Linked DNA regions of Homo sapiens: region 2 is linked to region 1. A link is a contact called in ENCODE Hi-C data. All regions are on one chromosome and are shown on one strand. The core of a region is the stretch at or near the end of the contact, and the rest is flanking DNA. Distances in the headings are between cores, read along the strand shown. Region 1 overlaps FHIT (fragile histidine triad diadenosine triphosphatase). Region 2 holds the start of PTPRG (protein tyrosine phosphatase receptor type G).

Evidence for each region. A loop is a pair of places that touch in the nucleus more often than their neighbours do.
Region 2: a map of chondrocyte shows a loop between it and region 1 (2.7-fold over the local background). The contact joins the promoter of PTPRG here to the enhancer-like site in region 1. A Hi-C loop is called at or near these places in 1 of 168 maps with a recorded cell type or tissue (chondrocyte).

Annotation. Positions count from the first base shown.
Region 1 is chr3:60,586,837-60,590,555 of GRCh38, forward strand. All of the region lies in intron 4 of FHIT (fragile histidine triad diadenosine triphosphatase), which reads right to left. Among named protein-coding and RNA genes, the nearest start is that of MIR548BB, 29 kb to the right of the region's middle. Within about 2 kb of position 2,080, at least 2 of the 41 ENCODE cell types and tissues checked have a DNase peak (open chromatin) inside an H3K27ac peak, as active enhancers do.
Region 2 is chr3:61,559,791-61,563,509 of GRCh38, forward strand. It overlaps PTPRG (protein tyrosine phosphatase receptor type G), which reads left to right and starts at 1,781. Exons shown (of 30, transcript NM_002841.4): 1 at 1,781-2,582. The coding sequence starts at 2,498. RefSeq lists an enhancer at 1-558.

The DNA.
Region 1 (3,719 bases), core at 830-3,329:
TGCTTGAGGGCAGAGGGTTGGAGGAGAAAGAGGAGCAAAAAAAATAACTATTAGGTACTATGCCTAGTACCTGGGTGATGAAATAAACTGTACAATAAACCCACATGACATGAGTTTACCTATGTAACAAACCTGCACCTGTACCCCTGAACCTAAAATAAAAATTTTAAAAAATTCAAACATCCTGCCTAGGATTACAAATTTATTAAAAAATTATTTCCTTCCATCTAAGCTCTCTATCAGAAAAGTAATCATGGAACCAACCCAAATGCCCATCAATAACAGACTAGATAAAGAAAAAGTAGTATATATACACCACGGAATACTATGCAGCCAAAAAAGGAATGAGATAATGTCATTTGCAGGGACGTGGATGAAGCTGGAAACCATCATCTTCAGCAAACTAACACAGGAACAGAAAACCAGACACGACATGTTCTCACTCATAAGTGGGAGCTGAACAATGAGAACACATGAACACTGGGAGGGGAACATCACACACTGGGGCCAGTTGGCGGGTGGGGAGCAAGGGAAGAGAGAGCATTAGGACAAATAGCTAATATATGCAGGGCTTAAAACCTAGATGATGGGTTGGTAGGTTCAGTAAACCACCATGGCACACATATGTAACATGTAACAAACCTGCTTGTTCTTTACTTGTATGCTGGAACTTAAAATAAAATTTAAAAAAAACTCAAAAAGAGAAAAAAGTAATCACCTGATATTCACCGGGATAAAGAAAGGAATTTAGAGAAATGTCTTTTGTCCCTACAGTTGAGGCGTAAAACCTGACAGTGAGGATGAAGGCCCTTAGAAGCCACGCAGTTCCACTAACAAGCCCATGTAGTTATTTCTACCTCCATTACCTGCTGCTTTATTAATATAATTAACCACTATTTATTGAGCTTCTGCTAATGCCAGGCACTATGCTAGGCTGTATGCCTATATTTTTATTTTATCCTCTGACCATGGTAACATCGGTTGTCTTATTATCCTGATTTCACAGACTTGGCACAGAGAAGTTCCGTCTCATGTCAAAGATCACACAGCCTGGCTGGGGTAGAATCTGTATCAGGAGGCAAGTCTGCCTGACTCCAAAGATCATGCAATGCCCCTTCTCCTTTTTTTTTTCCCTTCCACCACTCTTCTGTCATGCCTTTTCCCTAGCTATTACCATTTAAAAGCAGTTGTGATTAAAAACAAAGGTCAGCTGTCCATAACTTAACTCAAATGTTCTTTCTTCCTTGCTCTTAGAGACAAATTACCATCTTCCATCATTCACGTGGACCAAGAAGGATTTAGGCTGAGATGATTATGCATAATAATCTGGGTCTCATTACAAGCTGAGCACTTGGAAGGGCCATTCTCTCAGCCCTTAAGGCAGCTGAACTTGATCATATTTTCATTTTCTTTTCTCCCTATATCCACTAAAGATCAACTGACACAGAACAAATGAAGTTACTAACAATTTACTGATTTCTTTAAAATATATATCTTCAATAAAGGAAGAACAAACAGTCAAATGACTGAAATCTAAGTACGGAATGTGAAAAATGCCACTCTCTAAAATTCTCAAAGGAAGAGAAGAAAATAAAGAGGGGAAGGAGAAAGAGAGGGGAAGGAGAAAGGGAGAAAAAGAATCGAAGGAGGGAGAGAGGAATGGAAGGAGGGAAGGAAGGGTATAGAGATCATCTGCATTAGAATCTTCTCAGGCTGGGGGTCCCTGAGCCCACTCCAGACCAACTGATTCAGAACCTCTGGGGTGGGATCCAAGACTGCATTTGCACACACTCCTCTCGTGACTATAATTTTTTTAATTCATTTATTTTTGAGACAGGGTCTTGCTCTGTTGCCTAGGCTGGAGTGCGGTAGCATGATCATGGCTCACTACAGCCTCAACCTCTCAAGCTCAAGTGATCCTCTTGGCCTCAGCTTCCCAAAGTGTTGGGATTACAGGTGTGAGCCATCATGCCTGTCCTGGTGATTGTAATTTACACCAGATTCACCTTACCCTAAGAAGTGACTTGTATATGTGTTGCTTATGGAAGTCAGAAGTTTCCCAAGTTTAAGAATTCAGCATTTAGCTCCAGGAAAAATTGGTCATAAATATGATGATGACACATATGTGAGACAATGACTGCATGAGTCCAGGAAAGAATAAAGACATTCTCCTGAGAAAGACTCCTCGTTGGAGCCTATGGGTTCTACCGGGCAGGTGACTCACCCGTTGGAGTCACAGGTGACTCAGCAACAGGGTTATGTAACAAGACCACCTTCCTTGGTGCTAATTTTAGATTTAAATAGAGAAACTATTTGAATGTCAAATTAACCTTTTTATATAGAGAGAGAAAAAGTATAACCCAATGTAAGCACAAGGTAATAAGCACAGGGCAACACATTCAAACAGATGCAAAGCACGTGGAGTGAAAAGTGAGTTTTCCTTCCAGGCCCAACCACTTCTTTCTGGCACTTCAGAAACACACTTTGTAGAACCAATCACTTGTATTTGTGTGAACTCCTCCCTGTTAATACAAAGGGAGGAAGCCCATTATACACACAGTTCTCTCCTTCACTTTTCCCAGAATAACATATCCTGGAGGCCATTCTCCACAGTACATACACATTTACATCGTTCTTTTGAACATCATCACAGTCCATGTATTTGACCAGTTCACTTTAATAAACATTTAGACTTTTTCTAATCCTTTGCTAATAGAAATGATGCTATAAGGAACACTCTTCTTCATATGGCTTTGTCCACGTCGGGGGATATATTTTTAAGATAACTCTGTGGAAGCAAAATGGCAAGGGCAAAGGATACAGGCACTTTTGAGATATTGCCAAATTTTCCCTCCCAGGAAGTTGTAGCAATTTAAACTTCTATTAATAGTATATGATACTACTTGTTTCCCCCACACCTTCACCAAAGCAGTATATTTTTGATTGTGATTTAATTTGCCACTTCGACTTCTTACTGGAGAAAGTGCTGACCAGCAAACATGAATGTAACTTGGCAGCTATATTTCTCCTGGAGAATGAATACATTGGCATTCTAATTTATCATCTTCTTATGCATTAGGTAAGTATGAATCTGTGGCCTTGACCCTCTTCAACTCTGGGTAAATTTACAAACTTTAGTTTCTGGGCCTGCTAACACAGGTGAACAGTGATGCCTCCAAGAGAGGACACATCTACAAGACTGCTGGAAGGAGTCCTCTTTTAATTTTACTCTTCCAAGTTTTAAAAATAAATTGCAAAATAATTTTTCTCTAATAAGTTAACGATTTAAAATTGTAATTCAATTAGAAATTTTTTTAAATATTATGAACCAAATTTTTCTTGCTCAAGTCTGCAAGAAGGGAGGAACTCTGTGGAACGCTTCAGATCAGACCACCTTGGCGGACATCAAAGATCTAATTCAAATGACATCTACTCACAGACTCAGTGGTCTGCTTCATGGATTCAAAAGTTAATCAAAATTCATACTACAAATGCTGTTACTAATCGCCACAGCAGCAAACTAGAACCCCTCCTTGCCCACCACTTTTACACTCCACCCCCAGAGAATAACAGACAACATGCTGTTTCTTCCAGTAATTCTTAGGATGTTATTGATGTATTGTTTATTTTTCATAGAGTCCATGCACTTAGGAGGAAACAGGGCATAATATATATGCACTTTCAGAAAACTGTTTTAATGTTATAAATAATATCCAAAA
Region 2 (3,719 bases), core at 531-3,030, 970 kb after region 1:
TCGCCTCATTCCCCACCCTGGGGGAGGGTGTTCACCCCCGTTCTGCTAAAGATAGAGCTAGGGCCCTCCCCAGGAACTTCCTGGCTTTTATTAGTTTGTAATCCCATACGTAACTTTTCAAAGGTTTTTCTTTTGGAAGTGTGGGTGTGAAAATGCTTCCTTAATCACATCGAACGGGAGGATCTCCGACCATCTGTACTTTATTTGAAAACCTAGCATCCGGTTGGGATGTTTGGGTGGGTGGAGGACCCTGCCGTGTTGGGATGAAACAGCAGGGACACGTTTAAAACACAAGAACCATGCGCGGTGGCTCACGCCTGTAATCTCAGCACTTTGGGAGGCTGAGGCAGGCGGATCACAAGGTCAGGAGTTCGAGACCAGCCTTGCCAAAACGGTGAAACCCCGCCTCTACAAAAAAAACCAAAATAAAACAAAAAACAAACAAAAAAAACCACCAAAAAAATAATCAGCCGGGCGTGGTGGCGGGCGCCTGTAGTCCCAGCTACTCGGGAGGCTGAGGCAGGAGAATCGCCCGAACCCGGGAGGCGAAGGTTGTAGTGAGCCGAAATCGAGCCACTGTACTCCAGCCTGGGCGACGGAGCGAGACTCCGTCTCAAAACAAAACAAAACAATCCCACGTCAAGATCGCTTTGAAACACAGGCAGAAAAATTAGGCAAAAAATGTCAAACGGCTAATTACCTTGGCTCAGTTACACATTTACTCGAAAGCCCGCCTCCCCCACTTTTAGCCCCAGCGTTAAGAATGTAAAATAGGGCGCTTAGAAGTCTAAGCGATAAAGATCTTCTTACCGAGAGCCAAGGGACAAAACTCATTACAGATAAGCCTAGTCCTCCCATTTCCCCCGGACGCCTCTCCCCGATTGCTAAAGAAGCAGCCGCTCCCCGGGTAGCTGCCAGGAAATCAGTCCGGCCCCGCGGCGCTGCTTTCACCCTGCAGGGTGTAAGAGGCGCACTTCCTGCGCCCTCCCCGCGGCCAAACCGGGGTGCGGGAACCTTCTCCAGAGAAGCTGCGAGTTGGGGAAACTCCGCCACCGATCCATCGTGGCGCCGGGAAAGGGGATGCGGGGCTCGGAAGGGCTAGATTTCGCAATCCTGGGATCGACATTCCTCCCCTCCCCCACTTTCCCCAGCCTTGGACTGGGCCAATGAAAGCCCGAAAAAGAAAAAAAAAAAAAATTAAATCTCAATGTAGCCGGAGTGCAAAGGCCGCTCGGCTTTGTTTCCCGGCGGGGGAATGCGCTGTGTTGGAGGCGCGAACAGGAGCCGCAGACGGTGAGCCTCACCGCTGCAAATGCCAGGGCAGTGAAGCCGAACAGAAAACCCCATCGCTTTAAAAAGGCAGCTGTCCGCCCTCCCCCTTTCCCCTCGCCAGGGCGAGGGGCCCCTCAAGTCCGGGATCCGCGAGCTGCGCGGAGGATCTCGCCAAACCCGAGCACCGTGCGGCGTCTTTTAAGAGCTCGAACAACGGGAATCCAGCAAAAAACAAGCCGGCCCCAGAAGGCAGCCTCCCTCCTCTCTCCGCGCACGGGCTACAATCGCCCCCAGTCCCCAAACTGTCCCAGTAGAGGCCGCGCGGAGAGAGCAGAGCCGAGGGACCCAGCGCAAGGCGGGAGCCAAGCGCGGCTGCTTTAAGAACGCGGAGAGCGCGCGCCCGCCGCCAGCTGGCCCGGGCTGCGCGCCCCCGCCGCCACCGCGCGCCCCCTGTTCGCTCGCTCCTTCGCTCGCCGGCTTTAAAGTCTCTGCCAGGATCCATGCTCACATGTTACTTCCTGTATGGAGGCATGGCCAGTTTCCAGCCCCGCGCTCTTCGTTCCTTCCCAGCCTGCGCCGGAGCCACAACTTTCAGGAGCATGGACTGAAGGCGCCCTCGCCCCAGCGCCCCTCTGAGATCCTTTGTGTTTTCCTCCGTTTCCTCCGGCCGTTTCTATTTTGGGGGGCTCTCCGCTCCCCCTGCCTCTCCCCTCCCCTTCCCCTCTCGCAAACATGCCTCCTTCCTTCCCGGGGCCCTGGAAGGAGCTGCCTGCCTGAAGCCCGGAGACGCCGCGCCGCGCTCAGCCCCGCCGCCGCCCGCCGGCTCTCGGGCTGTGCTGCGCTGCCGACTCAAGTTGGGGATCCTCGGCTGCTCGCCGCCGCCGCCCGCGGTCCCTGCCTGCCCCAGGCCCGGGGCATCGCCGCCGGCCGCCGACTCCGCGCCCTGCCCGATCGGCTCTCTCCTTTTTAAACGGAAAGCAGCCTTTCTCCGCCGAGAGGATCGTCCCCAGCGTGGCTCTGCGTTCCCGGTCACTTTTTGAGATTTTCCGGGGGGCGCTCGGCGGCTTCCCGGATTCCAAGGGGACTCGGGCCGCCGAGCGCGGGGGGCCCGTGGAGCGGGCGAGCCGGGGAAGCGCCCCGGCTTAGCGGAGGCTCGCACGGAGGCAAGAACTTATTCAACAAGTTTACCTCCCTGCTTTCCTCTTTTCGATGTGCGTTTTCGGACATGCGGAGGTTACTGGAACCGTGTTGGTGGATTTTGTTCCTGAAAATCACCAGTTCCGTGCTCCATTATGTCGTGTGCTTCCCCGGTGAGTGCCGGCCGCCGAGGGGATGCGGCCCCGGCCGGCGCGCGTTGGGGATGCGGAGTTGTCGCCTGGGCGCGGAGCTCCGGCGCCCGTCCGGGAGACCCTGGAGAGGGTGGAGGGTGGCCCGGCGCCCGGATAGGAGAAAAGGATTGCTCCGCTGGCTTGGATGATGTTTAGGGAGGCAGGCTAGTGGTCGAGGAAGGTGGAGGCAGGGGCTGGCCGGGGAGGGGGCTGGGGGACGCGGGGGTCTGCTCCCGCTCCCTTTTGGGGGTCCTGGGGAGCTGGAATCGGGAGAAAGGGGGACTTGCTTTGCTGACTCGTCGCCGATCGGGAGAACTCGAGTTGTGGGGCGGTTGGGGAGACTGAGGCCATGGAAAGGATGCTTCTGTGGGTTTGGGGGGCCCGGGATGAGCCCCCTCGCTCTGGCGGGTATTGAAGGAACTCAGAAGGTGGGGGTTTGCTTTGCTGTTCTCCATCCCTTTGGGAGGGCTAGGTTTCGGGGAATGGAAGTCGGAGGCTGGCTGCGGAGGACTGAGGATGTGTGGGGAGCAGCCTGCGTTCTGGGTCGGGGGCGTCCTCCCTCTCTCTGGGGGCTGGGGCGCGGGCAGCACTTCGGTGCCGGCGTGAGGCAGCCTCCTTGGGCGCAGTGAGACGGCAGGGCGCAGGCGGTTTCGGAGAGATCCGTGTCTCCCCTAGCCCCGGCCCGTGGCCCTTTCCCTCCGCTGCTCTGCTCGATTGGATTGCCTGGGTCTGGACGCGGGGAGGGGGCGGGGGCGGTTTCGGCGGCCGGGGCGGTTTCGGCGGCCGGGTTGCTGTTCGCGCCGGGGCTGATTTTTTTCCTGTCTCGCGCGCCCTGCCTACCTTCATCTTTGCCCTTTTGCAGGCTGTTCGCGGCTGGCAGACCCAGTCTCGCTCCTTTCTGGCCAGGTTAAGACAGGAACAATACTGGCCGTTGATAAGAATAAATCACCGCACGTAACGGTGTGCGGCTCGGCGACCCTCCACTTCCAGCTCTCAGCTGGCAGTTCCCCCTCCTCTCTCCCCTGGGGAGGGCAGAGGCCAGCTGCCTCCCTCTCCTCTCTTGCAGGTCCCCCGGGCAGCAGCCCCGAGCTCCCTCGTAGCTGTCCCTTGGGGTGGAGG